Linked DNA regions of Mus musculus: region 1 is linked to region 2. Evidence: chromatin loops called from intact Hi-C (ENCODE). Cell type or tissue: left cerebral cortex. All regions are shown on one strand. Links, peaks and the distances in the headings refer to the core of each region. The heading gives the core; the rest is flanking DNA. Region 1 holds the start of Hbs1l (Hbs1-like (S. cerevisiae)). Region 2 holds the start of Myb (myeloblastosis oncogene).

Evidence for each region. Hi-C counts contacts between places; a loop is a spot of excess contacts. Peaks named below come from ENCODE experiments on the same cell type or tissue, not always from the same donor. Only the 100,000 strongest peaks of a DNase experiment are listed, where the experiment ranks them.
Region 1: a loop joins it to region 2, with 2.6 times the contacts of the local background. A loop is called at or near these places in 6 of 42 quality-filtered maps.

The regions. Positions count from the first base shown.
Region 1 is chr10:21,288,681-21,304,979 of GRCm38, reverse strand. It overlaps Hbs1l (Hbs1-like (S. cerevisiae)), which reads right to left and starts at 9,001. Exons shown (of 18, transcript NM_019702.2): 1 at 8,804-9,001; 2 at 5,737-5,802; 3 at 337-450. The coding sequence starts at 8,846. It also overlaps the pseudogene Gm2467. In left cerebral cortex, for the core only: no CTCF peak of the experiment used is centred there; DNase peaks (open chromatin) are centred at 8,489 and 9,001; H3K4me3 peaks cover 1,952 bases; H3K27ac peaks cover 890 bases.
Region 2 is chr10:21,148,747-21,165,045 of GRCm38, reverse strand. It overlaps Myb (myeloblastosis oncogene), which reads left to right and starts at 4,062. Exons shown (of 16, transcript NM_001198914.1): 1 at 4,062-4,350; 2 at 8,589-8,706; 3 at 10,291-10,362; 4 at 12,062-12,154; 5 at 12,390-12,610; 6 at 14,506-14,740; 7 at 16,188-16,268. The coding sequence starts at 4,328. In left cerebral cortex, for the core only: a CTCF peak has its summit at 6,808; DNase peaks (open chromatin) are centred at 5,042, 5,147, 6,062, 6,782 and 2 more places; H3K4me3 peaks cover 2,386 bases.

The sequences.
Region 1 (16,299 bases), core at 6,596-11,595, 140 kb before region 2:
ATCTGCTCTACGAAAGCTCACGAGCGAAGATTCTCTCCATGTTCTTATTACCAATCACTGGACTTTCTGCCCTATGTAAAGGATAAGAGAAGAAAACTCCCAGTCCAAAGTCCTGTGACTGAGCAGCTGCTGTGCTCAATGCAGTCATTTTTTCCACACACAACTAAACTCTCACAAGACACATCAAATAAAATGGAAATTTTCCTTCAAAGATGTGCTTGTACCGTTAATGTCCATAAGCATTACTATGAATGACTTCCATGAAATTTACAAATTCTTACTTGGTGATTAATCATTTTCAGCCAAAGAAGACATGCTATTTTTAAAAAGCCATACCTTGGTCAATTTCACTTAATTGGTGATTCAAAAGAGAATTAGAAGACTCTCTCAGATCTTCATAGCCATATTCTTCTTCAGGGTTGTCACGGCGTGAGTAAATGAACTGAGCGGCTAGGATATAAAAGGAAAAACACAGTAGTACAGCCGATCCCCAGTAGGCTCTCATGTGTCTCTAACACGAGTGAGGATAAAGGAGAAACGGCTAGAGCCCACTGGTAAACTGCTTCCCTAGTACATGGGAGGCCCTAGGTATGACTCTCAGTACTAAAGACAAAAAAGCTAAAAATTAAAAATCCGGGAGTTCAGAGGCTGGCTTAGGGCTTAGAGTGCTTGTTCTGCAAGCAACGGTAAGCGGTGACTACCCAACACCCACAGAAAAAACCAGCAGGGCGGCACGTGCTTGTATCCCCTGTGCTGCCGAAAGAGACAAAACCCAACAGCGAGCTGGCCAGCTAGCCTCGCCTAAACAGCAAGTGTCCAGCTCACTGAGAAAGCATGTCTGAAGGCACTAAAACAGAGCAACAGAGGAAACTATCAGGCTGGTCTACTCTGGCCTCTGTATGCTCATACATAGGCAGCAGGCATCTGCATACTCACATGCGTGCATCACACACACACACACAGGAACATGCACATAGACTGACATGCATAAATCCACACACAGATCTCCTCACCATTCACAGCCAGTTTTCCATGTCTGACAAGAATGATGACTTAGCAATGTCCCAGGATGATATAAATCCACCCAAGTTCTACCTAAGTCCTAAGCCTAAGGATTTACTACTTTCTCACTGTTGTTCTTTCCCCTACTTTCCAAGACCATTCCATGCATCTAGTTTCATCCTTGCCCACAATTATGCTCCTTTATATTCTTGGTACTAAGATCCTGAAGCACACATCAAACTCATTTACTTAGGAAAGCACCCCAAGTGTATTTTCATAGAGAAGCAAACACTAGACTAAATTTATTATCTAAGAAACACTAATTTTGACAGAATCCAAAAAGATCCTGAAAGCATAAGCATTAAATTAAGTATGTATACGTGTATGCATGCATTTTAATCTATTTATCTAATGTGTATATGAATATGGTGCTCCAGTATGCATCTGTGCACCACACAGAAGAGGCACTGGACCCTCTGAAACTGAGGTGATGTATGGCCCCCACAGCAGTGTGCTTAACCGCTGAGCCATCGGCTCTCCAGCACTCAACAGACCTTACATTTTGAGCAACTCATTTTTCAATCATACAATGGCACAGTAAACCAGTCAGTCACTTACACACACACACACACACACACACACACACACACACACACACCGCCACTGGCTTAGGCATATATTTGTTAAGGACAGAAACACAAAGGCAGCACTGCAAAGCAGGGCCTTTACAGTATTCCACTTTCCCTAAGAACATACTAAGCCCAATGAACGCAATTCCTACACTGGACTTCTGTGCATGGCTCCAGGGAGGTATAAATGCTGAAGGAGAAACTACCTCCAAAACTTACAGATAATGCAGAAAATATGAAGTTACAGCCCATGTGTAATATTTATATTCAGAAATCAGAAGGCCACAAGTCAATGACCATATATAGATTAGCAAGGAAGACAAAAAAAAATTGTACTGTCATGTTTTAAAATCCAAATGAGTAACATATTTAACAGTACTGGAGAAAGAGATCAATCCCTGGAGACTGAGCAGTTACAATAAAGAACATAGAAAACTTGAAGATTGACAAGAAGTCAATCCACACAAGGAGACAGAGAACTAAAAGCATCTGTAGTAAAGAAGGGCGTGAAGGGGGTGCCACAGGAAAGATGCTTTAGCCTAGACAAGGCCACCAACACTTCAGTGTTCTTTGCAAGTCTGATCTCTACTGCACCTGTAGATACACTGTGACCAACACATTCTTCCTCAGTTTAGCTACAGCCTTGTTCCAGGAATGTTTAATATGAGTGTAATATTAATACAATGCTGCCTTTGCAACATCAGTCACAATCCTTACACCTCTTTAAATCAAGCTTTTGCCTTTTTAAGGAAAAAGTCCTGAGCCCATGTTCTTTACTAGAGAGCTAATCTATGTCTCCAAATGTGCAAGTACTTTCATTAAGATGGTTATTGGTTTTGTTAGTGATCTACAGGTTAAAAGACATGTCCTAACACCACAAAGTATTTCAACAATGCACATGTTATTTACATATATGCATATTCTTCCCTACATTCTGCAAGATAAAATTAGCATTACAGGAGAACACTGAAGAAACACACAGATTCTCTAAGAATACATTTTCCACAGTTTAAATCACAGACCAGAGCTAAGTCTTATAACCATCAGGTAACACTTACATTGACAGTCTTTTATTTCTAGTGATGTGTAAAGTAGAGCTTTGAAATCCTGGCATTTTAGATTTATTCTGTTTGCTACCTAGAGATTCACAGTTGTTTTCCAGGCTTTCATCAACTGTTTTTTGCTTAGCTCAGTGTTAACTGTGCACATTCTCCACTGCCACCCACGAAACCTGCGAGCAGCCAGTGCTGACTGAGGTAACAATCAGACGCTTTCCTCAACAAGTTTCACTAGCGACTGCAAAGCGGAAGTTAGAGCCTATCAGCACCTGCGCCATCTGCTAGAAGCTTCTGTTTCTGGGGAGGTTCCCTACGTCCCAAACCAAAACAAGGAAAGGCAACTAGGACAAATCAAAAGAAACCTGCACTGAACAACTCCTCTCTGCTGCTTCACCCCCACAGGGGAAGCTTAAGAAACACTGCCTGTCCTGCTGGGAGTGGCACAGCTAATGCCAGCTTCTGAGGGGCAGAGGAGAGCACAACTCTGTAAGTTCAAGGCCAGCCTGGTCTACACAGTGAGTTCCAGGACAGCGAGTTTAGTCTATACAACCTCTCCCTACTGACACACACACAATTGACAAAGACCTTTCACAACTGGTTCCCATGTCCCACCTGTCCTTTCATGCTGTGACTTGTATGAATTCTGTAAGGCTCCCAAAACCAATGTCACTCAGTGGCCATCACTCTACCTACATCCTCCCTAACATAGCAGCTTACTCACCCTTCCCGTCAGCGTGCTCAGACTCAAGTCAGGATTCTTCCCTACCCATCAGACTACAGCTGCACACTATCTGAACAGGACCTGACACAGCTGCTTTACAGTAAAAAGAAAAAATAGGGCAGACAGGTTCAGAACAAATATATCAAGGACTACTGCCCAACTTCTATCAAGAAATAAAAAAATACATGCATCCATGGCTAAAGTTTAGAAGTTTCTATTAATTGGTAAAGCAACTCAATTACAGGCTTCATTAGACCATGAGTCGAGTATGTTCGCCTCCTGAATAAATAAAAGAATGGAGATTGTTATTCCCTGAGCTTCTCAAGACATCATGTGTTCACTAATCCCCAAAGAAGAACTCTTCTGCAGGTTATGCGGACAGTGATCCTGATCCTGGTGTGTGAAGATGAAACCACAACAGAGGGACTGTCACAGAGCAGCCAACAAGGCCAGGGAATAATCCTGCTGTTCTGCCACGGGAGGCTACTGCTCCAAGAAACAGAACTAGTCCCAACTCACTTGTCAGGTCATGCCAGGGCACACAGGCCAGTGTTCCCGACATCAGGGAGGCTGCAGCAGGGAACCCAGACTGTAGGTTACCTGTGATGCATGCATGTGAAGTGCAAGCCAGCACAGGCTAGGTTCCAGTCTGATGAGATTGCTACACCACACATTTTTCTTTTCTAGCCTGCTTTGGTGGTAGCGCTGTCACTGCTGTCAGGGTGATGATGGTGATCACAACCTGGATCTCTCGCAGCATGCCTACTAAGCAACAAGCATGCCTACTAAGTACCCTGAAAATGTTCTAGAAAATAAAAAATTCAAATTTACATGTTTTTGTGAAAAGTAAGTTTTTTATCAAGCAAAAGCATTTAACTACCTCCTGTGTGGTGATGTCAACAGACTTTCACAAAGTTCAACAGTAACACAGAGCTAGGGTGTCAGGAATGTGAGACACACGGAAGTCTGTGATCAACCACCATGTAAGCCAGGCCACACGTCTAACTCTCAGAGCAACAACTTCTGAAAGAATAGCTTTTGTGCTGTTAGCACACTAGGTAAACGCTGCCTATCTAGAGAGAAACTTTGAATTTGCACTATTTGTGAGCAAACTCTGCTGTATGAACAATCCACTCTACTTCATACAAACTATATTCAACAAGCCCTGAAGATCTCAACACACACACACGCACACCACACACGCACACGCACACACGCTCATTCGCAAGTGTGCATGCGCACTTATATATAGTTTGAGACAGGGTTTCTGTAGCTCTGGCTGGCCTGACTTGCTATATACACTATACACGAGGCTGGCCTCAAACTCACAGAGATTAGCCTGCTTCAGACTTCTGAGTCCTGGGATTAAAGGCATATGCCAACATATCTAGAAGACCAACCCTTGTAAGCCTCCTTAATCTGTCTAAATACTACTATTCTTTTCCTAATTAAATGGTTCCCAAATGCCAGTCTAATATTCAAAATATTCCTGATATAAAATTTATTACTACCTACCTTCAGAGCTTTAAGAACTTCACCAATGATCAAGTATTTTAGTGAATTTATATTAACTACACGTTACAGAGAATATTAGAAAAAAAAAGGCACCAAAGCTTTTCTTAAGCTGCTGAATGTTTCCTTGAAACGTCTCAGCTCTTACTGCACAAGCATGAGGGCCTGAATTCAATCCCTAATACCATCAATCAGGTGTAGTCATGTGTGTGTCTGTAACCACAGTGCTTTGGGTGGCAGAGACACAGGGTCTCTGAGTTGCTGGTCACCAGCCTAGCCCCACAGTTCAGTGAGAAATCCTGACATAAAGAACTAAGGGGAGAATGGGACAAGGCACCTGAGGTCTCTCTGCACTCTATGCACGTGCAGAAGCAGCATGCACCTAAACAAAGACAAACAAGACACACTTGCGCGCGCGCGCGCGCGCGCACACACACACACACACACACACACACACACAGAGAGAGAGAGAGAGAGAGAGAGAGAGAGAGAGAGAGAAAACAAAAATTATTCATGGGTAAAGAAAGAAACTCTTGTAGGTGAACTCGGTGGGGGCATATTTACTTACAAATCCATCCAAATATGACCAAAGCTGGAGGACCACCAGGAGTTCAAGGCCACCCTGGCCTATTTTTGGTTTTCAAATAATCTATTTTAAGTGTTAACATGTGTGTATAAAGACATACACACACATAAGCATCTTTTTCAACATTACATATTATAGTCTCATGAACATTCTGGTCCAGGATGACAATCATGCTTACTTGAATGTTTAGACAGCTAAGTCACAGAAATCCCTTGCTGAACAACGTACCTGTTGATGGTGAGATACAGTAGTCATCCTCCACAGACTGCCCATACAGATCATCATCTTCAAAATCTACAAGACAAACACAGGACTTTACAAGACAATCAGCCTTTTATATCCGTGAGGAAACACCTGGACTAGCTACAAAGCAAGTTAACATATCAATTTTCAAGGGGGTTGAAATGTCTACTTTTCTACAAATTCTAAGAACTTTTCCCACAAAAAAGTTATTCATTAACAATCTATGTTATTGACAATCTATACTTTAAAAACATACATATGTCTTTTGCTTTTAAGTTAATTGGGCTCTATTTAATTTTCTCACATTCCTCCTTCCATCTAACCACACATCTTTACAGAAGTGGTAAGCACAGGGTATACAAGCAACCATACAGACATTGTTTGTGGGGATCGAGGATGGCTAACTTTGGTGACTGCTAACTGGCCTCAAAGAATATGTTTTGTTGAGCTTTTCCTAAGGTTGTTCTTTCTCTAGGTAAGCAAGCTCCCAGAAGTCTTCCCCACCACCTTTACCTTCCAACAGCTGCCTCTCATTTCTTTTCTTCCAAGTACAAGATGTGTTTCAAAGCACGAGAAATCACAGCTCCTTCCTGGCAAACGTTTTTAAGTCCCTGGCATACACGGACCACTAACTTAATGTGTTTATAGGTTAACAAATCAAAGGACTTTAAAACTGCAAGGAACATATATAAATTTATAGCAGAGGCTACTATGGAGACACTTCAGTACTTAAGAGAAGAGCACACACTCCCAGTTCTCTTAATGCCAAAAATCTCACAAACCAGAAAAGGGTGATCACAGACTCCACGAAGATTAGGCATCATGAAATACGGAGCATATGGGAACACACATGAGCAAAATGAGAACTTCCCCAGGAAGAGAACATCCAAACCAACTCTAACGGACAGAGGTAGCCAGTTTTCTAGGGCATGCAGGCAGCAGGAACAACATGCTTAAAGGCCAAGACCAAGGGCTGTGGCAAAGAAAATTTGTGTGACTGCTTTAACTGGATAAAAACATGTAAGATTAAATTAAATCAGAATGTAATCCCAAATTTAAATTTCACTCATAACCCCAAAACATACATCTTTAGATATTATAAATCACTTTTGCTAGTTCGGTGAACCTCAAGCATGACAATATACAAATATGAAGAGAACTCTTCCCGTGGTCTTCCTAAAGTGCTTCACTTCTTCAACAAAACATTGGAGGGATTTACTACACGTAAGGTATCCCACCACGCCTGAAGCAGACATACAATTAAAGGCTGTTAAACTATGGGAGAGAGTCTGCAAACATAGCTCGGCTGCTCTCCCTTTATGCACAGTCCTAGGTTCCAACAGCACTGTATAAACCAGGCCTGCCAGCCCATCATCTGGTACTTGGGAGACAGAATCAGAGGCAGAAAGATTATGTTCATCACCCTTGGCTATACCGCGATGACAAGTCCAACAGGGGCTACATGAAACTGTCTCAAAACAAAAACCTATAGATAGAGGCAGTCCTGAAAAGTACTTGGAATTAAACGGTAAAGTAACGCAGGTGTTACACAGAGGAGCCAACAGGTTTTTTGTCCACAGACTAACTCTAATGAAATTAGAATACTTTTGTGAAGTTTTAATTACTGAAAGCCCAAAAGGAAGCCTAACTGGGAAGAAGAAAATGGAAAATGAACTTTTATGAACAGGAAGGGAGGAACATCCCAAGACAGGCTACGCTTGCTTATGATGTCACTGATTGTTACAAAGGAATCAAACCTGACCTCAGGTAGCCAAGGTAAGAAGGTATTCGGCACTCAGAGGCTACACAGAAATCCCAGCCCTTCCCTTCTAATTTAGACCCTCTCTTTTGCATCGTTTCTATATTACTGTCATCACACTGTGGAATCTCTCATGCTTTAACCAGCTGTTACTGTAAACAGTCCTCATGTGTTAAGCAGTACCCTTAAATAGTCAATTATCACTGGCTGAGGAAATATATTGGTAATAAATGTCCCTTATTTCACAGCTACACAATCTCTTCCAGACTAAAGTCATTTCTTAGTGGTAGTGGTCCACCAGGCCTTTTATACAGACACTATGTATTCTTACAGTGAATGCCTGCCAAGTAAGATATTCCAGGCAGACTGGGTCAAAGTCTCCAGATGCAGCCCAGGTTGTTGGTTGGTCAAACCTGTTGAGGACACTGAAGCTCACAATCCCCCCAAAGGGGGTGTTAATAACAACCGCCTGCGTAAACATTGCATCTTCTCCATTTTAAAAAGCAGCAGGTCTTTAGGATTCTTGCATCACTTTACATTTGTGTTTATTTTTAGCTTCTGTGATGCTAAATGATGCTTATTATCATCCACTCAATGCCAACAAACTGCGAGTCCCTTTTTCATGACCTCCCCGCTGGTGTTATTTTTCCATTTCCTTTTTAAAATCAATCTACATTAAGCACTGTTTGCCAATAACTGAATTTATACACCTGAACATCAGCAAATCGACCCAATTTCTTGAGCCCTTTTAAACAAGAATCTTTTCTGTTTCTCACGTCCCCAGTTTTGAAATCCGTTGGAAAAAAATGGAGCAGTCAAAAACGCAGGGACACGGGGACAACGAAATAAATCTGACGTTTGTAGTAGGCCGGCCGCAGGTAAGCGCTAAGCCAGCCTCTTTTCTAACTACGGCCTCGTGGGCTTGTCTGAAGGAGGGCTTATGAGACAGACGTCAGGAACTCATTGCGGGATCCCCGCAGGAAACAGGGAAAGAAGAGGTGACGCTTGGATACGAACAGCATCGGATCCCGACCTCGCCACACCTATGGGCCCTGGAGATGCTACACCCCTGCCCGGTCGGTGAACTAGCTCAGCTAGGAGGCAGACAACACGCCGGCTTCCTCCCCGGGTGTTCCTCTCAGGTCCTGCTCGCTCTCCGCCCGCTCCCTCTCCGCCGAAGATCCCATTGCGAGCGTGGCTCCGGGGTCCATGCTCGATTCCAGGGAGATGTAAAGCGGCCATGGAGACAGCTGGAAGAGCTAAGGTCACGGCCGGCGCGGCCTTACCACCCACCTTCATCGTAGTTATATCCCCGGACGTTCCGATGCCGGGCCATCGCGCACAGACGGCGCCTGCCGCCGTCCCTTCCAGAAAAACTCGGCTCAGAAACCGACGAGGCGCAGACCGCGGGCGGAACACCTCTGCCGCGCCATCTTGTCTTCCGCCAGGCCTCTGCGCCGAGCGTCCGCGCATGCGCGACGTCATACCTGCGCACTTGGCGACGGCAAGCTCTCGGGGTCACTGCGGGCCTCCCGGGAACGCGTGCGCGCTCGCGAACTGGCGGGGGGGGGGGGGGGGCGAGGTCCCGCCCACAAGCGAATTGACTGACGTGGACTTCAAGGCCAGAAATGAAGCAACCAGAGGGTTGTTGAGCGGGATCCTTCACCTACACCGGTTTTCAGGATTATTTCCCAACTTTGGTTTTTGATCATCTGAAAAGCTGCCTATTTCGCTCAGTAAAAACAAGGACTTTGTTTCAGCTTTTAAGCCTTAGTAAACACTATAGGCAATCAATAAACGTGTAAATTTGGCATAATAATTAGTCCAAGCTGTAGAGGGAACTTTTTGAATGAGTAATTTTAGCTTTGAAATGTAGCCACACTGGGTCAATATGCTTCGCATGTAACTCATGGCTTCAGGTATGGGCTCCATATTAAATTCATTAACAGCTCTGGTAAACAACTGTCTGACCTTAGCTTTGTAAAATATTTCATTAGCACGAATTAATTAAGAAGGAAGCCTTAGACATTGATTGAATACATAAATATGTGAACTTGCTAAGGGTGTTTAGTACAGCTTTTCAGACACAGAACTAGCCTTGGGTGCTTATGATGTAATAATAACACATAAATCTATAACCTGTTATTAAACATCCTTGTTTCATACAACATAAGGCTAATAATGCTGTGTAAAAAACATCAACCTTATTATCACACTGAACAAACCATTTTATTGTAGCTTGTGCTTTCAATGCCAAGACCTGGAATCAAAGGCGAATGTCTAACACCACCTTACTCAGCTTTTCTAATCCACAACAATGAGGATAACACAAATTAAATCCATATTTGTAAAGGGCTCAGATTTGAGTTCTGACTGACTACCCAATGGTGTTCTTAACTCACAATGTTTCATATGGCTCCAAGGCAAAACTTTATAGACAAAAAAAAAAAAAAGTAGATGCTAATTTTATGATTTTTAAGTGTTTTATTTTATACCTTTAAATAATTTCCACATTGCAGCCTATTTCTTTGTAAGTGAAGATATTATCTTATACATTATCAAATTCATAAATAATATTTGCCCATGTAAGAGGACTTAGCACAGGACATTAAGTGCTAAAGAGTACTAAATGTGCTGGACCTGGTGGCTCAATTCCTTTAATCTTGGTACTCTGTAGACAGGGACAGGAGGACCAGGAATTCAAGGTCATCCTTGGCTACACAGGGAGTTCCAGGCCAACCAGCACTGTTGAGACCCTGTCTCAACGTCACGTACATAAAACTTAAAAACCAGGGTCAGCTTCTATCCCACTGTAAACGTGAATGCTGTTAATTACAAGTCACTGATGCGGCTATTGAAGTAAATGAGTTATAAACCGACCACATAACTAGTAGGGTGAATAAGAAAACAATCCTGCCTCAGACATGACACATAACTTGGGTGTGTGGACCAGTCTGTTCTGTATTGATTCCTGAAAATGGTATATTATTTACACTTGTTAGTTTCCCTGGCAAGGTGACATAACTCAGAGTCACCTGGAAATTGCCTCATCAGAATTGTCCTGTGAGGCAATGTCTTGATTGATTGATGCAAAGAGTTTCCAGTCTGCTCTACAGGGCAACCTCCTTAGTAGTGGGGCCTGGGCTGTAAGAGAAAGCAAGCCAAGCATGAGCAGAAGAGCGGGCCTGTAAGCAGTTGCACCTGTAGTTCCTGCTTCAGTCTCTGCTTCAGTTTCTACCTTGATGTCCCTCAGTGATGGATTGTAACTTGAAAGTGTGGGGCTGGTGAGACGACTGATGAGTTAAGAGCACTGACTGTTCTTCCGGAGGTCCTGAGTTCAATTCCCAGCAACCACATGGTGGCTCACTACCATCTCTAATGGGATCTTATGCCCTCTTCTGGTGTGTCTGAAGACAGTGACAGTGTACCCATATACATTAAATAAATAAATCTTAAAACAAAACAAAACAAAAACAAAAACCAACAAACAAACAACCTTGGAAGTGTAAGCCAAATAAACCCTTTCCTCCCATAGTTGTTTTTTTGGTTTTGGTTTTTGTTTTTGTGGGTTTTTTTTGGTCAGAGTCTTTTAACACACTGTACTGGCTGGTTTTGTATCTACTTGACACAATCTAGAGAGAAAGGAGTCTCAGTTGAAGAAATATGTCCATGAGATCCAGCTGTAAGGCAGTGTTAAGTATTAAGCAGGTGAGAGTCTAGCCCACTGTGGGTGGTGCCATCCCTGGGCTGGTGGTCCTGGGTTCTATAAGAAAGCAAGCTGAGCAAGCCAGGGGAAGCAATCCAGTAAGCAGCATCCCTCCATGGCCTCTGCATCAGCTCCTGCCTCTAGGTTCATACCCTGTATGAGTTCCAGTCCTAGCTCTCTTTTGGTGATGATCAGCAATGTGGAAGTGTAAGCTGAATAAACCCTTTTCCCCCAACTTGCTTCTTGGTCCCGGTGTTTTGCTGCAGCAATAAAACCCTAAGACACACAGCAAAAGATAAAACTTGAAAGCTTCCTGTTGATAGTGGTACTGAGTAACTTTGAAAACCATAAACAGGACATATTTTAGGTCTATAATCTGGAATGTTTGCCCATATGTAAATGCCAGTGAAACCTCCAACCCCAATCAAGACAACATATGTAGACTCTCAAGCATTTCTATACAGAATATAAAAATATGAAAATGTCATGGGATCCTTCTGCTCCCACGGCTCCCTAACAAGGCCTTTGGCAACAGCAGATCAGCTTCTGTCACTAAAACTCCATTCGTATTTTTAAGACCTTCATGTAGAAGAAACCTGACAGTACGTGTTCTTTTTTATATCTTCATTTACTCAACTGTTTTGACATTCAGCCACAGAGGTCGGTCCTTGAATCAACAGCTTATTCCTTTTTCTTTCAGAAAGAATTCCACTGTGTAGAAGTGTAGGAGGAAGTGCCGGCATGACCGGACAGCCAGCCTCCTTGGAGTACTGCACTTCTGAGAAGCACGGCACACCACACACCTAAAGTCAGAACACTGGATTCTCAGGAAGCGTGAATAGCTGGTGTCTGTCCTGTGAAGAGTCTGCACTCTCCGTTTCACCTCTGTGTGCATCTTCTGCAGAGAGACCCTGGTGGTATGAGTGTTTACTATCCAGTCAAGGGTAATGTGCCAACCAATCACAGGACACAGCCCCAGCCCCACCCCCACGCCCTATTTAAGTGGTTGCTTGAGTGCACCAAAGCAGACGCTATTCCTTTAAACTGTCTCCACAGTGGTTTATCTCTGTGCCCTTTAGCAACCCATGGCCATTGCTCTCTTGTGAGGGATGCCCCAGTAATGAAAGCATAGAGAAATCACAATTTGTGTGTCTTCCATTAGTCTATTGAAACCCACTTTAGTTGTTTCCAGTGTTGACTACGACAAATAAGACGCTATGAGTATTCATAACAAATATTTGCATGAAAATAACATCTATCTTCCCTGAGTAAATACTCGACCACAGAATGGTTAAACGAGGTGATTATCATTTACCTTCTGGGAAAAGAGTGGCAGTGGGAAGGATAGAGTCCAATGGTTGAACACTTGCCTCACATACAAAAAGCACAGCTACGCGCCTAGCACTGTAAACGGAAGAGAACAGAAAGTACCCAACAGTTTCCAAAAGTGGCTGGACGATTTTACACAACCCTGAGTGACGGAGCTGCATCGGCCTTCCATAGCTTCTCACCGTTTGAAGATAAGCTTGATTTTCTGATGAGCTCTTCAACAAAGTGTCTGTTTGACTCTTTTGCCTTATAATGAGGTGTTTGTTTTCTTATCTCTGAGTCTGGAGAACATTTTTGACATTCATAATACAATTCCTCTGTATAACCCAGATGTACAATTTAACAATATCTCTCCCAGTGTGTGACTCATTGTTGCATTTCTTCTTGATACTTGGGGGGGGGGGGTCTTGAGGTTGCTAGGCAACCACTGTACCCCCCCCCCAGCATCCTCAACCATTTTTATTCTTTTAATGATGTCTTTTTAAATATTTTTTTTGTTTTGATCAATTCGCATTTACTCGTTTTTGGGGTTCCATGGATTGTGCTATTGATTTTCCATCTAAGAAATCTTCACCAGAACAAAAGTCACATTTTCTCCAGGTCTGTGGTTCACAGTTTCTGGCTTCACATTTAGGGTTATTGTATATTTTCATTTGAGTGTTGTGTGTGGTAAAGATTTAGAGCACAGGCCATTTTGAAAAATGGCTGTTTATTGAGATGGAAATCATGAATCACATTCTGAACATGTTTGTTCATTTCTGCATTGGGGAAGGAAAACAGGGTCTTGAACATTTTAGGTAGGTACACTCTCCCATTAAGCTTCATTCCCAGGTTAACAATCAGATTCTGCAACTTAAATCTTGCAATTTAAATGTAATTTCGGGGGCTGGGAAAATGACCCAATAAGTAAAGTATTGGGATCCCCAGAACACACATAAAAATTCAGACAGCAACTGCAGTGTGCAGCTGTACTCTCCGAACTGAGACGACAAAGAGTGGGGGCAGGGGAGGTAATCCTCAGAGCTCACTGGTCAGCCAGCTCAGCAGGCAAGCTCCAACCCCACTGAGAGACCCTGTCACAAAAACTAAGACAGAAAGTCACTAAAGAATACACACGACATAGATCTCAGCCTCAGCCTATACATACACACACACACACACTCACACAAACATGCACACCACACAGAGAAACACATACATACACACAAATATATACAGGCATGTATATCACACAGATATATGTACACACACATAAACACACACATACACACACAAACAAACACTCACACATACATGCACACCACACAGAGACATACACACACATACACGCACACACCCTCAAAGGTATAATTTAGATGTAAAATTCCTGAAATAACCAAGATATTCAGAACAAAGAATGGGACTGGATGAGTTACATCATCTACCTAGACCCTATACATATACAAACAGGGCAACCCTGAACAAGTCTCAGAAACACATCATGAACAAGGACCCAGGCGCTGGATCCCTGCAGAGCCTTGTAGAACAAACCAAGCTGATCTATCTCGACAGAAATCAGAATATTGGAGATATTTGAGATAAATGTTAATAAGGTTGGGGAGAAAGGACGAAACAGAGCTCGGTGAAGCCGAGTATGGCCACACCCTTGTAACCCCAGCCCTCACAGGCTCAAGCAGGAGGATTACAAGGTGGAGGCAAACCGGGGCTACACGGCAATCATGGTCTCAGTAATAAATACATGAACGTAGAGTTATATTGCATTCTGACATGTTCTATACATTGATAGGAGTGAGTTAAAAGGTCTCCCAGGTCTGTAAACTGTATTATGCCAGACACCTAAGGTTTATGAACCTTGTATGCATACATAAGTTATGCATAAGCTAAGTACATAATTGTAAAGTGTAAAAACTAAAAAAAAAGAAAAAAGAAAAAAATCCTAAGTAAAGTTTTCCTGTCCTATGAATATACATACATATGTTTTTTCTTTAATTCTTTTTGTGTTGGGGAGATGCAGTGAACTCTATTGATGGTATTCAAGAGAGTAGGGAGGGCTCCCTAGCCCCTCCTGTTATTATGGGGGCCTGGGGTGGAAATTGTGAGGGAGATGCTCAGTGTTGGGGGCCAAGCTGAGATAGGGACTCCTCAGCAACCGAGGGCCTCTCTCTTGCTCTCAGTATCCTTGCTGGGGTGGGTGGTCCAGGGTTTCTTGCTCCTTGGAGGCCATGTAGGCCATGAGGTCCACCACCCTGATGCTGTAGCCATATTCATTGTCATACCAGGAAATGAGCTTGACAAAGTTGTCATTGAGAGCAATGCCAGCCCCAGCATCAAAGAGTGGGAAGAGTGGGAGTTGCTGTTGAAGTTGGAGGTGACAACCTGGTCCTCAGTGTAGCCCAGGATGCCCTTCAGTGGGCCCTCAGATGCCTGCTTCACCACCTTCTTGATGTCATCATACTTGGCAGGTTTCTCCAGATGGCATGTCAGATCCACAATGGATACATTAGGGGGTAGGAACATGGAAGGCCATGCTAGTGAGCTTCCTGTTCAGCTCTGGGATGACCTTGCCCACACCCTTGACAGCACCAGTGGATGCAGGGATGATGTTCTGGGAAGCCCCACGGCATTCACACCACAGCTTTCCAGAGGGGCCATCCACAGTCTTCTGAGTGGCAGTGATGACATGGACCGTGGTCATGAGCCCTTTCACAATGCCAAAGTTGTCATGGATGACCTTGGCCAGGGGGGCTAAGCAGTTGGTGGTGCGGGATGCATTGATGAAAATCTTGAGTGAGTTGTCATATTTCTCATGGTTCACACCCATCACAAACATGGGGCCATCAGCAGAAGGGGCAGAGATGATGACCCTTTTGGCCCCACCATTCAAGTGGGCCCCAACCTTTTCCATGGTGGTGAAGACACCAGTAGACTCCACGACATACTCAGCACCGGCCTCACCCCATTTGATGTTAGTGGGGTCTTGCTCCTGGAAGATGGTGATGGGCTTCCCATTGATGACAAGCTTCCCATTCTCGGCCTTGACTGTGCCGTTGAATTTGCCATGGGTGGAGTCAGACTGGAACATGTAGACCATGTAGTTGAGGTCAATGAAGGGGTCGTTGATGGCAGCAGTCTCCACTTTGCTTATACAGAGCAGAAGGCAGTCCTAGTAACCAGGCACCCAATACAGTGAAATCTGTTCACACCGACCTTCACCATCTTTTCTACAGGCCGAGGCTGGCCCTGCACAAGAAGATGAGGCTATCTCTGGAACAGGGAGAAGCAGAGAGCAGTTTTTCTCTATTTCAAGTATGTAGTTTATTTTAGATATTTTGCTTATGACCCATAGCATACAATTTTGGATATACAAATAAACTTTAAGTCACTTAACAGCCTATTCATATTATAGTCTTTTTTCTAGTTCTTTTTTTCTACTCTGAGGTGAACAGTATTGGTCCATGGGATTTAAACTAAAATGACTTTATTAGGGCTGAAACAATCCTACTCTTGGCAGGTACTTAAATACCCTTATGCTTTTTCATGAATTACAGTGATTTCTGTTCTCTGTAATTACTGCAGTGAAATGGAGTTGATTTTTATCATTGGAAAGGAAATGGGAAGGGTGATAGTTAGTAATTATGATATTAGACATGCCAGATCCCAAGAGCTCTAGAGATTTATAATTAAACATGTAGGAATGTTTAGCCTGCACTACAAACTATAAAATGTCCTGAGTCTTGGACCTAGGGATATAGCC
Region 2 (16,299 bases), core at 4,079-9,078:
GAGAGTGATTTAGACAGAAGAATTTAATCATGAACCACAGGGCAGGCTCCAAGCTTACAGAGCATGGAGTTGTCCAGTTAGCTTGACTGAGAACCCCAAAGACTCCCTCTCTTCCTCTCTCTCTCTTCCTCCCCCTCCCTCTTTTCCTCCCTCCCTCCCTTGTGACTCTGTGTGTGTGTGTGTGTGTGTGTGTGTGTGTTCTGAATGGACAAGCTATATTATTAGAACAGTGCATTTGGAATATTGATTTAACACATTTGTCAGATAGATCTCAGTGGAAGGAGCCTGAAAGAGGCCAGTTAGCTGGTCCGAAGGAGAACAGTCAGTCCACTGAGACAGGAGGGACAACCACGATGTGTCTATTTCTGTAATTGAAGGATAACAATGCGCTTGACCACCACCATCTCTGGAGGTTCCATACCTTGCTACCGTTGGGCCCCCTTCATTGTTAAGATTAAAAGGTTTGCTGGGAATCAACATGAGGTTTATCTCAAACCTATGGATTTCAATTATATATGCCACAGCTGTTCTTCATTAACTGACAGGACCAAGAATTGTCTGTACTTTAACCATTTGGTATTTACTGTAATTATTTCTCTTTTAATGCTGTGAGCCAAATTGGGTTGAGGGGGTGGGAAATGTGGGTGGTAGAGACATGGAACCCCTGAACCCAGGGCTATAACTAACATTGATAACGTGCGTCTTTGAGATGCTGATTGGAGTTATTAAAGATCGGAAGCAAAGCACCAGGGACTCGGGTCTTTTCTGGGCATTTCTTCCTTTAGCCTTCCTCCAGTGTCAAGAGGAAAGTAAAACCGATTCTGAGACCTGCCCGTGTGAGGGAAAAGCACAACAGCTTGCAGGGGACCAGAGACTCCTTTTCCTCTGTGTTTCAGATAAGAAGCTGAAGTTCACCATGGTGGGAAGGCAAACAGGTTGTTGCAGCCTTCTTGGTCGCTGACACTAACTTTACTATGAAGACAATAACTTTGAGCTGTGGATAGCAGGACCACTGGGCCCAGGAAACATGGAAGGCTCTGGAAGAAATCCAACAAAGAAGAAATGAGCCTGTGGAAACAGCCAAGATCATCATAAGTGGTCCCGAGATTTCTCCCAGGGACAGCATTGGACACTTGTTAAAAATGTGAATTATCTGGTATCATCCCAAACCCACTGCAGTGGAAGCCGTGAATTTCTCCTGGGTGGATTCGGTGATTCTGACGCACATTCAGGACTTCGGATCAGCATGGCCTGCAGGTGGACAGCAAACATTCAGGGTGTTTGTTTGTTTGTTTGTTTGTTTAAGGTTTTTGTTTGTTGCACATTATTAGAGCTTAGAGAGAAAGAGGAGACAGCAGAATAAGGGAGAAATATACAGTATAGCCATCAAACCATAAAACACTTCTTTTTAAGATCTCGTCCTTTACAGAAGCATTCTCTTCCCTGTGCAGTGCATTACAACCCAAAGTTGCATCTATTGCATCCTGCCACAGAGAAAATACCTGACTTAGGAAATTATAAACATAAGTAAATAAAAACTGAGAGTGAGCCGGGCAGTGGTGGCTCACACCTTTAATCCCAGCACTCGGGAGGCAGAGGCAGGCGGATTTCTGAGTTCCAGGCCAGCCTGGTCTACAGAGCGAGTTCCAGGACAGCCAGGGCTACACAGAGAAACTCTGTCTTGAAAAACAAACAAACAAAAATCTGAGAGTGACATAAAACATAGAGTTGTCATCTAAGATGCATTTGCCAAACTTATGAGTGGAAGGAGAAATGTATGAACACAGCTACAATATGCATTCTGAAATATCTTTAGAAATATGTTTTCACCCAGACAGAAATTTTGATAGTGACACAATTATTTTCTTCCGTAGCTTAAGCTAGCAATAGACCACAAATGATAGTAAAATGACTGGGCTGTACTTTTTTTTTTAAATTAGATTATGTCTGTCCTCCACACTTATTACTTTGACACATACGAGGGGGGAATATAAGACTGTATAGCAAAATAACTTGGAGAAATAAGAATATTATGAATTCCCAAGCCATGTACATACCAATGTACAAAACCACTAAAGAAATGATAAGTGTTTTTCTACTTAAAAGTTCTTCCTTTTCTTTTTTAAGAATCATAAAACATAACTGTACCTCTTCAGAACTCTGTGAAGGAGGCTGTGAGATCAATCATCTTAGCAAGGATTCAAGAGGCTCAGGAATGGAAACCCTTCCATTTAGATGCACAGAGTAACACCCAGACAGACTGCTGTCCCTTGAGAGGTGAGTCCTTCCTAGATGTTTGTCATAGACTTGGTAAGTACTTATTGTTAGTGCACAGAAAGTTCATTACAGACTCTACACATAAGTATTGGCTTCAAATGTGTATTAAGTTGCAAGAGACTTGTAACCATGCAGCAGTGTGTCACAGTAACTTTCTGCTTTCTTCTTATTTTAAAGAAACTGTTGTAAACCCTTAGGAGCATGCTCTGAAATGTCTTCATAAAGATTAAACGATATAGCTAATTTTAAGAAGCATCGTTTCAAACACCAGATAAAGTCTTGAAACTCAGCTTGCTTCAACAATTTAATAAAATTATGACTCATTTCAGTAAGAACATGCTTTTTTAGTAAGAAAAAAAAAGCTTTCTGAGCTATGTTTGAACCCCTAAAGCACTTGGGACACTCACACACCCAGTCAGCACAAGTCTTGAACTCCTAAAAGATTAAAGGCAAAATAAATTGGTGTGTATTGAGAATGAAAAGAAAAATCCCCAAGGGTACTGATTTATAAACAGAAGTAACACTGAAAGTCCCCTGAAATCCCCCAATCACCAATCCTTATAAATTCAGCACTTTGCACATCGCTCCTTTGGGAACCTGTAGTTAAAGTTACAGGGATACCTTCGCTGACTTGTGGCTGGTAAACTCTTCAAATTACACCCAACAGGGTCCTTACTGTTTAGCTCAATGGTTCTCAGCCTTCCTTTAAAGGGTCTCAGCTGCGACCCTTTAATACAAGTTTCTCATGTGGTGGCCCCAAACATAAAATTATTTTCATCAGTATTTTATAACTGTAATCTTGCTACTTATGAATCATAATGTAGAGATCAGATATATATCAAACGTACAAGATAACAGTCGAGCAATCCCAAGTGGGTCGGGACCCACAGGTTGAGAACCAGTGGTATGGGTTTGGTTTAAAAAAAAAATGAATCAGGAGTGCACAAGTTCCTGAGAACTGCTAGGGGTTGTTTGTTTGGGATCCAGTAGGTTTGTCCAGCAAGTGTTTGACGCAGGACCCAGGACCCGAGCGCACTCTGCAGAGGCAGAAGTGCGTGGTAGGCACCTCCTAGGGTGGGTGGGCCCGGCGTGTGTCTAAGTGAGGGAGGAAGGGCTTATGACAAAAAGCCGGTGGTGTGTGGGCTGCAGGATCTGGGAGGAGATTGAAAAATGAGCCCGGGGCTCGATCTGTCAAAGGCTGTAGCCACAGGGCTGACTGTATTTAAGTATCCTTTGTCGCTTACCAGTGAATTAAAGATGTCCCTTTAAAATTAAAACATGAAAAACTGGACCTAGTCAAAAATCGTTGGGGGTTGGGGAAGTACGCTCACTCTATTCAACCGATCATCCCTCACACTCTCTGCTCCCGGGTGTGTTGAAGTCGGGGCGCAGTTGAAACCCTGAAGGCAGAAGTGTGTCACCCAACCCCATCGAGGTGCCCTTGAATGGAAGCGCTGCTGATTCGGGCTCGGGAGCCCCGGAGCCTACGGAGAGGAGCGACCGCGTAGCCCCGAAAGCGGTAACAGCGGGACCCGGTGTGAGCCGGCGCCACCCGGCCACGGAGCGGGGTTTGCGCAGGAAAAGGCGCCACCGCGGCCCCGGCCGCCCCTCCCCAGCCCGGGCTCCCCGCCCGCCCGCCGTCCCGGCCGCGCTGCGCGCCAGGAGCAGCTCCGCGGCGCGAGAGGCGAATGGGAGCGGCGGCCAGGCGGGCTGCAGCTCGGGCGACCGCGGAGGCGGCGGGCAGGGCGCGTGCGCACTGCAGGGGCGCCAGATTTGGCGGGAGGGGGAGTGTCCAAACCTCTTTGTTTGATGGCATCTGTTTACAGAGTTACACTTTAATATCAACCTGTTTCCTCCTCCTCCTTCTCCTCCTTCTCCTCCTCCTCCTCGGTGACCTCCTTCTCCTCCCCTTTCTCCGGAGAAACTTCGCCCCGGCGGTGCGGAGCGCCGCTGCGCAGCCGGGGGAGGACGCAGGCAAGGCGGAGGGCAGCGGGAGGCGGCAACCGGTGCGGTCCCCGGGGCTCTTGGCGGAGCCCCGGCCCGCCTCGCCATGGCCCGGAGACCCCGACACAGGTAATGGGGAGGCTGAGAGGGCGGCCTCGGGCTAGGGCGCGCGGGGATCCAGGCATCCCGGAGCAGGTGGGAATGCCTTCCCTGTTGGTTTGCGGGGCTGTCAGCCAGTGGCAGAAGACACTCGGGAGAAGGATGAATGGAAAACTCTGCGAGAAGCGCACGGGTATAGTGGGAAGCATGCCCTGAGGCTCTTTTTTATTTTATTTCCCTTTTTCTTTCTTTTTTCTTTTTCTTTTTGCAAGTTGCTCGGGGATTCGTTTCTCTTTGGGGGGTGGGGTGGGGGGGGGGCTCGGCACTCTTCAGCCGAGGACTGAACGGTTCCATCAGACCCGAGGAGCCCACCAGGTGTTTGGCTTGATGCCCCGAGTGTCGGCGAGGGAGTCGCAGCCTAATTGCTGCATGCATTGAGGTGTGTTTGCACTTGAAGAGCATATGGCAGATATAGGGAAAGGCCGGGTTGTTTAGTAGCTGCAGGTAGTTCATTTAAATTTCATTCATTCATTATGGAGGCGAGAGAGGTGTCAGCTGACAGGCAGGCAGCTGCAAAGATTTTAGGGGGACAAAATGGGTTTGCAGATTGTTTTAAACCCAGCCGTTTGAAGATTCTTGTACTTGTTATGGAAGAAGCTTTTGCAAACACTGCACGCGCCCGCGTCGCACATGTCACCGCACCGGCCGAGATGATGCGTGCACTCTCTTTCCATTTTGGCCCCACCTTCGGGAAGAGGGATCCTCTCGGAACTGTCAGTTGCTGGCGCTCAAGTCCGGCCCGACTCGGGGTTTCCCGAGGACACGCCGGGGCTCCCAGAGAGCAACAGATGCGGGGCTTAGCTCGGTGGCGGTCGCCACTCGGCGCAAAGTGCTGGAGGCAGGCGGCACCCAAGGCAGCTGCAGTGCACCCCGGGCGATGTCGCCGCTCTTCTCCTGGGCCGCGCACACGTGGAAGCAGCTGAGGTCGCCGCTGCTCCCAGCACTCTGCTCCAGCTGCTTTTGGTGGCCCGCCTCTGGCAAAGCCACCGACCGACCGACCCTAAGGAAGATTCGGGGGGGGGGGGGGGAGTCCGCGGAGACACAGTCTATCCGCGCCCGCCTTTCCACTCGTGGTTTGATTTTCGCTAAACAATCTGTTCTCTCTCTTTCTTTCCTTTCTTTCTTTCTTTCTTTCTTTCTTTCTTTCTTTCTTTCTTTCTTTTTTTTTGGGGGGGGGGGGGAGCCATCAGGACCTGGCCATGCAGGGCGCGGGCTCTGGGAAGTTGCAGGAGCGTGGGCGTGGGCCCTGCCGCGCACCCTCGGGATGGGCCAGGCGGGGAGCGGCAACCGCTGGGCATCGGAACAAGAAGGGGGTGAATTGGGGAGACCTTGAATCTTGGCTCCCAGTGCCTGGCCCCGGGCCTGCCGCGCCAGCCTAAGTGCCACCCTTTAAGAGGTTTCGCCTTTCGCTTTTGGGACCTAAACCGCCCGCACCCAGGTCACCTGTTCTGCAGAAAGCTGAAACCTGCAGCAGGAGGAGGGAGTTAGGAAGGGGTGCTCCCAGGAGGTGCGGCCCAAGCTGGCCGCCCCAAGGTTCAGTCGGGGCGTGGCCGCGCAGGTTCCCTGGGGCTCGCAGGTAGCCCGGAGCGGAGGCGGCAGGGAGGGGCGGGAGCCTTGAACTTGACTCAGGGGGAAGAGAAACCCGGCTGCGGGCTCGGAGCCGTTTCTTGCAGGGCTAGCGTCAACTCGGCAGGGATTATTAACCAGGTCAGCGAAATGACTCTGAACCCCTTTTCTAGAATCACGTAGCGGCCACAGGCACTTCCTCCGGTCCCCCTCCCTCTTCCCAACCCCCCAGTGTTCTTTTTCGTTTCTTTGCACGGTTTGTTTCCTTGATAGAATGTAACATTCATAGTTGTACTCTTGTAACCACACCGGCTCTCGCAGGTGGAGCAGTCGAGAGCATCTAGCTTGAAATCAGCCTTTGAAAGTCCTTTGACTGTTGGGTCTGAGATCTTGTCGGAGCAGATAAAGGAAAAGTTATTTCGGGTCCTTTGTCGAAATTAATCATGCTACCGAGGCGACCAGGTCATTTTAGAGCAAGGAAATGGCATGCAGAGCTCAGAGGCAAGCCCCTTGTCAAAGCTGACAGAATCCTGGACTCGCCCAGCTCCCTCTCACAGCCTTTCAAGATCTGCAAGAGTCACACGCCACATTTCACCCCAAGACTTTGGCTTTGCACATCTGCCCAGGGCTTGCTTTTTAAGAGGCACAGAAGACAGTAGAGGCATGCCTCTGGAAAGTACCTTAAACATAGAATCCCCTCCCTAGTGTGTAAGATGGGATCCACGAGAGGGAGGGGGGTTTGTCCAAATCAAACGACTAGGTGCGTGGACAACTAGGGCTGTTAGAACTTTGCTCCTAGACCCCCTGGTCCTGTGTGATCCCAGTTCTCCCTCACCTGACTATTGACTGCCCCCTGTGGGCGACTGAGGGTGATGCTTGTTTTTAGATTAAGTTTTGACCAGAGGAAAATTTGCTTGGAAAATGTCCACAATGCTGAAAGTGACACCTCCAGATCTGGACAAGCCTAACAGGCGAATCTAATGAGAGTTAAATCGGTGGCTCCACTCTCAGGTCCCGTTGGCTTTCTTGGTATCCCTGATACTTCACAAAGGGATGTTTCATCCTGAGAGCTTTCCAAGTTCCTTAACAAAAGGGAATTGTCACCCAAAGAGGCTGGTTTGCAGTTCCGGCCTCATAACTCTTTTTCCCTTCACAACACCATGTTTTATATTAAGGAGAAAATCGTAATTATTACTGCACAGAAGTTATTTGCCGCCTCCTGTTTACTGTTGGAAATAAAACTGCTTTTGGTTGAAAGGATTTACACTAAGTGGAAAAATATATTGCAGATCATGAATAAAGTTTCCTGGGATTTTTTTTTCTTTTTGGTGGTGTTATTTTAACGTTAGATCACATCCTGTCACCATGAAGCCTGAGCCATCAGTTTGAGGCTCAGAATAATATTTTAGATGATGAAAATCCCAATGTTTGGTAAACACTTTGGCTTAACTTTTAGGGGGCTAGAAATATACATTTAGTGAGTTCGTCTGGAAAGACAAATCCTATTATGAATGTAAGTTTGCCTTTTAAAAATAATTTTCATTATGATGTTGTCTTATATCATCTTGCTGGTTCGATAGGTTTTTCAGTTTTACAACAGTGAGTTTGTTAAGTGGAGTTGTTAAGTGTAAAATTCTTCACATTTTAAGTCTTATAGAGTGATAACAAAAACTAAACTGCAGAATTACTCTGTTCTGTATATGATTGATGAGTTTGGAGTTCCTTCAGCTGCCATCAAAATTCACACTGTTACTCAACCCGGTAAAAGAAAAGGCTGTTTTGAAAACAGTCTTTTTTTTTTTAACCTGTAGATTTCATCTGGGGGAACCCCTTGGTTTTTAATTAGATACATTGTAAGGTATTTTAGACTCCATGCACTCAGAGACAGAGAAAACAAGAGTAAGTAGGAGTCTGAATAGCCAGTGCCCTGGCCATGTGCTTAGTTACTCAGGAGACAGCACTGTAAACACAAGCACAGCTTAGGTAGAGTAGACACGGGCGGGCGGCGTTTGAATGATTTGCAATTTATGTTAATCACAAAACAGTTTGAGGGATGTCTCCTTTACCAGGTCTTGAAAATCTTCCTGATTTTTTTTTCCCCTAGTGCCATGGTCTTTAAGAGGTGATCACAACTATACTTTGGAATGTATTCTGTCTTGGTTTTTTTATTTTATCAGACTACCAGTACTCTTGAGACACACTTGATTGGTCTGTTGTGTTCAGAAACTATTTAAATGATTTGCTATTTGCTATATGCCAGAGTTGGAGTGTGTATTTATAGCAAGGACATGGGCTCTTGTTCTTCTCATTGTCCTTAACATTGACTTTTAAACTCAAGCATCAATTGGTTGGGAGTTTGCCAGATGTGTAACTTGTCACTGATCTAACAGTAACAGGTTCAAACATGCAGAGCAATAGAAAAATGCCAGGGCTCTTGGTGTCTCTGTGGATACTAGTAACAGCAAAACCAGTTTACAAACACTACAGCACCAGAATGCAGAAAACCTCATTGCGCAACTGTGCAAGGTTTTGTTTCTGTAGACTTTTAACAAGCTTGCTGAAGCGTTTCTGTCTGAGTTTCATAATCCAATAGTTTAGATCCTCTGCCTTTGGCCCATGTGTGTCCATTCTTATTTCTGCAGCATCTACAGTAGCGATGAAGATGATGAAGACATTGAGATGTGTGACCATGACTACGATGGGCTGCTGCCCAAATCTGGAAAGCGTCACTTGGGGAAAACTAGGTGGACAAGGGAAGAGGTAACTAGTCATTTTATCAAAACGTAGGGAAACTCTGTAGAGTCTGTGATTGGTGAAAACTGAAATCTCGGCTAAGCTACATGTGCCCTTCTGAAGACTCTTGAAGAGGTTATCTTGGCATGCTGTACAGAATGCTCGTGTTCTTCTCTCCCAGTGTTTATTCTGCTTTCTGTTCCCAACCTGTTTATTGTTCCTTAAATGCTTTCTCCTTTTTCCTTTCCACTTTGCCTGTCTGGTTCTCATTCTGGAACCTCACCATTCCCTACACATTGCCTTTTCTGTGAAACTGTTACTGGCCACCATCTTTAAGGCTGGATGCACCCTCCCGTGGTCCCAACCCCCCTGGGCACATGCTTGGCTTTATTGGTGTTGTTACATATTTGTCTTTCCCAACACACTGCCAATTCCTTGAGGGTTAGGACTAAAGTATCTCTTCATCTTTGTGTTCCTCAAACTCAAAATTACTTGCTAAAATGTAGGATAGTAATGAATGTTCTCTGGCTAAAGTGATGCTTTGCTATTTTCTAAGCTAAAGTAGCCGTAGAATTTATTGTGTTGTAATATGCTCAGTGAACATTCGTTACACATGATAGTCACATGACCTATGTATGTGAAAGATTATTCTGAAGAGATCCAGTAATAGGAGAAGATATGCCCACTTCTTTCTAGAGCAAAAATCATCAAAGTATGAAGAAAGGTTTCTTCCTTCTCTACTGAACTGTGACCTTGATTGCATGCTAAAATCAAAGCTCCTGAGAACAGGTGGAAGCACTCCCAGGGAGGCACTTAGGGAATGCACGTTCTGTCTGTCTGTCCTGCTCAGGCCCGTGGATGCTCCCTTGGAGTGTGAACTTCTGTTGTTAACCATGGATTCCCAGACTCTGTCTGTTTTGTCATTATGTGTGAATGCAGAAACCTATGAAGACTGTGTTTACAAAGGTGTGCATGAGCTAGCATGTAGATGAGCGTATGTGCTGATGGAGCCAGCTTGGGAATGTCTAGCTAGTGTCTTCTGTGTTCTCATCCATAAACTCTGAACATATTGATGCAGATCCTTAATGGCTTTACTGCATGAAGTACACCTTCAAGTCAAATGTGTCAAATATCTTCTTCTTTGCATATGGAGAAGGTTGAACCAATGGGAAGCTGTCTCATCCATGGTCTTATCTTTCTCAGGGTTGAACGGTGACTAAGTTTAACGTTGGAATTCATTTTCCCCCATTTAGTAAGAGTGTTAACAGTTACCATCTATTAAACACTAACACATGCCCGGCTTCACTGCTTTACATAATGGTATTGTGTAATCTCCAGATAACAATGTTGATACTACCATTCCTATCTTATAGATGACAATAGAAATCTGTTTATATAACTACTCAACAGCTGTGTCAAAGTAAAAGCTTTAGTGTGCCTGTGAGTAAATGTATGCCCAGACCAGTATATTACATTAATATTGGCTTTATTTGAGTGGTTTTGAAAGCTCCCCCCCACCCCCGATCATGAGGTTGGTTCCTTTTTTCATTAAACTTAGACAGAGCTGTTCAGTAAACAAGTGATGCCTAGGATTGTCTTTACACACCTTAGGATGAGAAGCTGAAGAAGCTGGTGGAACAGAACGGAACAGACGACTGGAAAGTCATTGCCAATTATCTGCCCGTAAGTTAGATACTCACTCTTTCTCCTTCCTTCCTTCCTTCCTTCCTTCCTTCCTTCCTTCCTTCCTTCCTTCCTCCCTCCCTCCCTCCCTCCCTCCCTCCCTCCCTCCCTCCCTCCCTCCCTTTCTCTCTTTCGAATGGAAAAATCTCATCTGGATTTAAGAAATTATTGGATAGTTTACTAAAATACTATGTATTTGCTCATATAGAGTTAAGAGGAAGAGAGCCATCCGTAATTTTTATATCTGACTACACAACATATAATTGAGGTTTCTAGAGTTACTATCCAGAGATTTTGATTTTTTTTTTCAACAATTGCTTCTTGTTTTGTTTTAAAATACCCTGATAGTGTAAGTTAACATTCTGATGGGTTGTTCCAGGATAAAATTTTAAACTTGGTATTCCCTCCAAGTTAGCTTCTAAATTCTCCTATTCTCATCAACAGCCACATTTTTGGTGTGTGGGTTTAAAAATCTAGAGCGTCTTTTGTCTTATAGCCTCCCAGGTCCATCTCAATGATGAGTCGGGAGCGCAGAATTTCTTTACAGTCCTTCTCTTCCACTTCTTTCCTATGGTCTGGTCACAGGGCAGCTGCCCTGCCCTCTCTATCATAGTGGCTTCCTTCTTGGCTTCACCATCTTGGCTTCACCACGTGTATTCTTTGAGCTTACCACCAGTTCCAAACACTGCTAGCTGAGGGAGCCTCCTAAACGGCAACTACTCCTAACTACTCTGCTTGCCTAGGGTGTCTGAGTCCCTAGGTTTGGTCTCCTGCACCAATAAAATCAACAAATAAGCAAACAAACCCCCAGCAGTGGTGACATAGGTTCTCACATGGCAAGTGGGCTACCTTGACCTGGCATCCAGTTTCTCTCCTATCTGGTCTCAACTTACAGTCCCACTGCCCTCTCCCTCCTCTACCCGCTCTGTTTCCTGCTTCCTCCCCACAAGCAGGTTTGGCTGTGTTCATTTCTGCTTTTTCTCCTCTGGGCTTTTCTTCCTGCTGATTTCACCCCCACCCCCCACCCCCAGCATGTTCTCTCTTGCTTCTCCAGTTAAAAGTACTGAGCACCCTCCAAAGGCCGGATCATGAGCTCTCGAATGCCTCTGAAGGAAGCAGAACCTCTTCTTTAAGAGTCCTTTTCTCCTCACCCCAACAGCACGTGGCTTAGGTCTCATCTTACAGATAAAGTCAGCCTTTGGTGTAATCAGTTACATGTCCATCTTTCTTCTTCTAAGATTATGTCTAAGAAAGTGAGAAAGTTTTATTGTTTTCATTCAGTCTAATACAAGTGTCTGTGGTCCTGAACACACAGAGAGGTTGAATGGGAGGCACTTCAGTTCCTTAGGATGGATTTTTATTGAGGCGTGGCCATGTGGGATCACTAACGCATCTTCAGCCACAGAGGTACAAACCACAGACTGAGGTTAACGATAAGTCACGTTGGCATCTATGTGTGTACTGTGATGTTCCTTCTATGCACATGGCAGACCATTACCTTCAGGCTCCAATCTTAGATGCAACTTGGATACATTCTCTAGTCCGTGAGCAGTGTGGGATGGATAGGTGGGCTCTCTGTACAGGCTTCTAAATGTTCTTAGATGTTTTCACTATGTATCATCCACATGTGATCCCTATTGAACAAAGCCTTCATGTGTTCTTCACGCCTTATCATCCCAACGCTGTGTACTTTGTCTAGAACCGGACAGATGTGCAGTGCCAACACCGGTGGCAGAAAGTGCTGAACCCTGAACTCATCAAAGGTCCCTGGACCAAAGAAGAAGATCAGAGAGTAAGTTCTGTCCCCATAGATGTGTGACTTGCAGTTAAGAATATTGCTAAAACAGGTTTCTCACCCCAAGGAAGCAATTTAAATCTTCAAACAGGAAGTAAAGGGCTGGCTCCTGCATGTCCAGTGGATGAAAGCAGATTATTTCAAGATCTGAAGATCTTGTAACATTGAGGCTTGATGACGCTGACTCTTTCCGTAACATTAAAACACAGATTATTTTTCTGTTCATCTGAAGGTCATAGAGCTTGTCCAGAAATATGGTCCGAAGCGTTGGTCTGTTATTGCCAAGCACTTAAAAGGGAGAATTGGAAAGCAGTGTCGGGAGAGGTGGCACAACCATTTGAATCCAGAAGTTAAGAAAACCTCCTGGACAGAAGAGGAGGACAGAATCATTTACCAGGCACACAAGCGTCTGGGGAACAGATGGGCAGAGATCGCAAAGCTGCTGCCCGGACGGTAAGACTTGGGCAACAAATATATTGATTGGGAAGAACCAAGGGATGGTCGCTAAACATTCTCTGTGTGTGAATGAATTACATTCGAGCAATTATAAGCATTTTGTCAGATAAACCAGAAACACCAACTTTTAGGAGCGGGCAAGAGCTTGGAGTTTGTTCCGTTGGACAAGGCTAGTGACACCTGGGTGGTGAGCCCCAGCCAAACCTTTCGGCTTTCCTCCACTGTTGCTCCTCCATTTGTGAAATAGCTGATTTCCATGAGTTAACGTTAGGATCAAGTGAAATGAATGTCAGGTATTCTGTAAGCTAAAGCACCTACCTGCCTAAGAAGGGAGTGCAGACACAGATTGCTCTCGGGCTGAGGCCATCCAGCCAGTTCAGCCATTACTGGTCACTCCTCCACTTTAGCAATTTCCGTTTTCCTAACACCTGCATTCACCTCATTTCCCATTTGATTACTGGGTGTTTTTTTGGTTTTGTTTTTCTGAGACTAAAAAAAGCCTGTATGTCTAGAGTTGTCACGACAACTTCAGGTTTTTTAACTAATCTCAGTGTTATGTCTTATTTTTACCAAACAAGGAGGGGAAATGACGCCTTTGTATAGGATAATTATGGAAACTCACCTTTGACCCACTGTCTACACATATATACATTGATTTTTTTTTTAGCTATTTTGAGAAATACTTTCACTGTAAATTTTAAAATAAACAATATTAAAAGTATTCTTATTCTTGAGCTTTTTGACCCCAAAGTGGGGAAAGGATTGTTTCAGGATGGCTTATCTAGTATTTCCTAGTCTTGCATCAATGGGGTAGCTCCCTCATGCCTTGAGAACTTTAAGAAGCCATGGATCTGGTCAAAGGAGGCCTTTCCTCCCATGTGGCCTCAGAGGATATACTGTTGACTTTTCTAAAGACTAAAGGGGCAACTGAACTTCCTCTTTTTTAAAAACACACATTTCCCCACCCCCATGGAAATAGTAAAAATGTTTTTACTTAATTTTTCTTTCTTTTCCTTTTCTTTTTCTTTTTTATTTTTTTAGCTAAGAAACTTCCTGAAAATGGGAAGAGTTTAGTAAAAGCACCTTGCAGTTTGAAACTATACTAGGGGGTTGAATGTGGTAGCACATGCCTGTAATCCCAGCATTCAAGAAGTGGAGGTAGAAAGATCTGGAATGCAAGGCCAGCTAGACTACTATTACCCAGTCTTAGGAAAACAGCCCCTGCTCCCCACAAAGGAGAGAGAGTATACTGGGGCTAGTGTCTCTTGGTTGGGGTATTGCTGAGGATGGAGAATACTGTAACCCATCACACACATCCCCTTTGTCCGGCATGGCTTCCAAAGGGTAAGAGGGTCTTTTGACTCACACTTTGTGCATAGAGTTATGAGAGGTAAAAAGTGGGTACTGAGGCTTTGTCACTGCTGTTCCCAAGCTTGGCCACGCCCCTTCTGTTGGTGTATCAACACCCCCCCCACCCCCCCCCACCCCCACACCCCCACCCCCCGCCGCTAAGCCACAATGGAAGGGCTTTATAACAGTGGGGACTCTAAGTTCTATTAAAGTCCAGTGGCACGTGAATTCTGAGGACCTACGCCTTTATCAAGAAATCAAAATGCTAAAATAAATTTTGCAGGAAACTTGATACATCCCAAATCAGGTGAGCAAGAGAAGAGTGGCTTTTCAGTTAGGCGACAAGGTAGAAAAGATGAAGACAATTTAAAAGAGGGAAAGAAAAGTTAGTGGAACCACAGCAATTAAAATGAGAAAATAAAAGTGGAACCACAGAAATTAAAGTATTTTTTGTTTGTTTTTTAAGAAACAGTTTTCTGTTGATTGACTGTAATCTGAGTTAAAAGTTTTATAAAGTTTGTATATGGTACATTTCTACACAGGACTGATAATGCTATCAAGAACCACTGGAATTCCACCATGCGTCGCAAGGTGGAACAGGAAGGCTACCTGCAGGAGCCTTCCAAAGCCAGCCAGACGCCAGTGGCCACGAGCTTCCAGAAGAACAATCATTTGATGGGGTTTGGGCATGCCTCACCTCCATCTCAGCTCTCTCCAAGTGGCCAGTCCTCCGTCAACAGCGAATATCCCTATTACCACATCGCCGAAGCACAAAACGTAAGCCACTCCCGAGAATGTAGAGGGAGAAGAGAGGTGGTTATATCACCTGGGGTCATAAAAATACTTTACAGTTGTGTGCTTTGCATAGATGTTGTACAAGCATGGTCACAGATGGAGATGTGTCGATGGCCCTCAGCTAGACCCACTGTGTGAGGTAGGAGATGGCCCTCAGCTAGACCCACTGTGTGAGGTAGGAGATGGCCCTCAGCTAGACCCACTGTGTGAGGTAGGAGATGGCCCTCAGCTAGACCCACTGTGTGAGGTAGGAGATGGCCCTCAGCTAGACCCACTGTGTGAGGTAGGAGATGGCCCTCAGCTAGACCCACTGTGTGAGGTAGGAGATGGCCCTCAGCTAGACCCACTGTGTGAGGTAGGAGAAGATACACTTGGCTTCCGTTTCTGGAAACAAGAATGAAAAGGAGTTTGTCCATCACATTGAAGTAGTGCTGAATAGAACCAAAGTCGTCTGATTCTAGTTTTCTGCTCCAAACCTGATTTAAAGATCGTGTTTTAATGTAAATGTACTTGTATATTGCTAAATCTTAAGAGTAGGTGAACATAGATAGATGCATAGTCTGTTAGCTTTCTTTTCCAAAATGAAAAATTGATGTAATATTACATTTAAGGTCATAAAGAGGAGATAGCTAACCTCTGAAACATGAAAGGAGATTATAAGTTCAATTCTGGCAATGATCTGAAGAAAATGAATTGATTTATATATCCAGGAAATGTTTACTTTCTTACTCAGAGTCAAGGGCTGTACTGTGATATTAATTTGGTGATGTGCTCCTTCATCCTCGCTTGGGTTGGTATCATTTCTTCCTCATTTCTAGACATTCATATCTAGCGAAAGAAATCGCTTACAGTACATGGGAACAAAGTCTAAAGAGGAGAATATCAAGAAATGCTTATCATCGAGCTGATGCTAAAAAATGACAAAACTCACCCAAGAATCACAAAGACCATATGCAAATGTTATGTAAAACATATGCATGTGTAGTTCTCACGTGGCTCTATCTGTTTCTTAGATTTGACTACAGAATTTCCAGAAAGGTCTCCAGTGAATGAATTATCATAAAAGTTTCTGTGCTTTTTATTAAAAGGAACATTATTCTAAGAAAAGTACCCCTAGTGTACTTTTTTCACGCATCCACGAACACTTTCCCGTTGTTCCTCTCTCCAACTGAGGGATGTTTTCTGTTGGGATAGGCAGACTCTTTGGGCCTCTCTCCCTGTTTCTTGAACTAGTTAGCCATTTTTAAGTATCTGGCTAACTTTCAAGTTAGAGAAGTTTTTGTTTTTGTTTTATTTTAATCATTCCATGAATTTTATCAACCAAGTACTTTCTCCCTTGGTCACAGAGCAAAATTTTAGAGAGCTGAATCCTCCTGGCGCACTTGTTAAGTAGGAATGACTTAGTCTTTGTTTTCTTTTCCTGGTCTAGATCTCCAGTCACGTTCCCTATCCTGTCGCATTGCATGTTAATATAGTCAACGTCCCTCAGCCGGCTGCGGCAGCCATCCAGGTGAGATCATCTGACGGGCAAACTCCTTAGC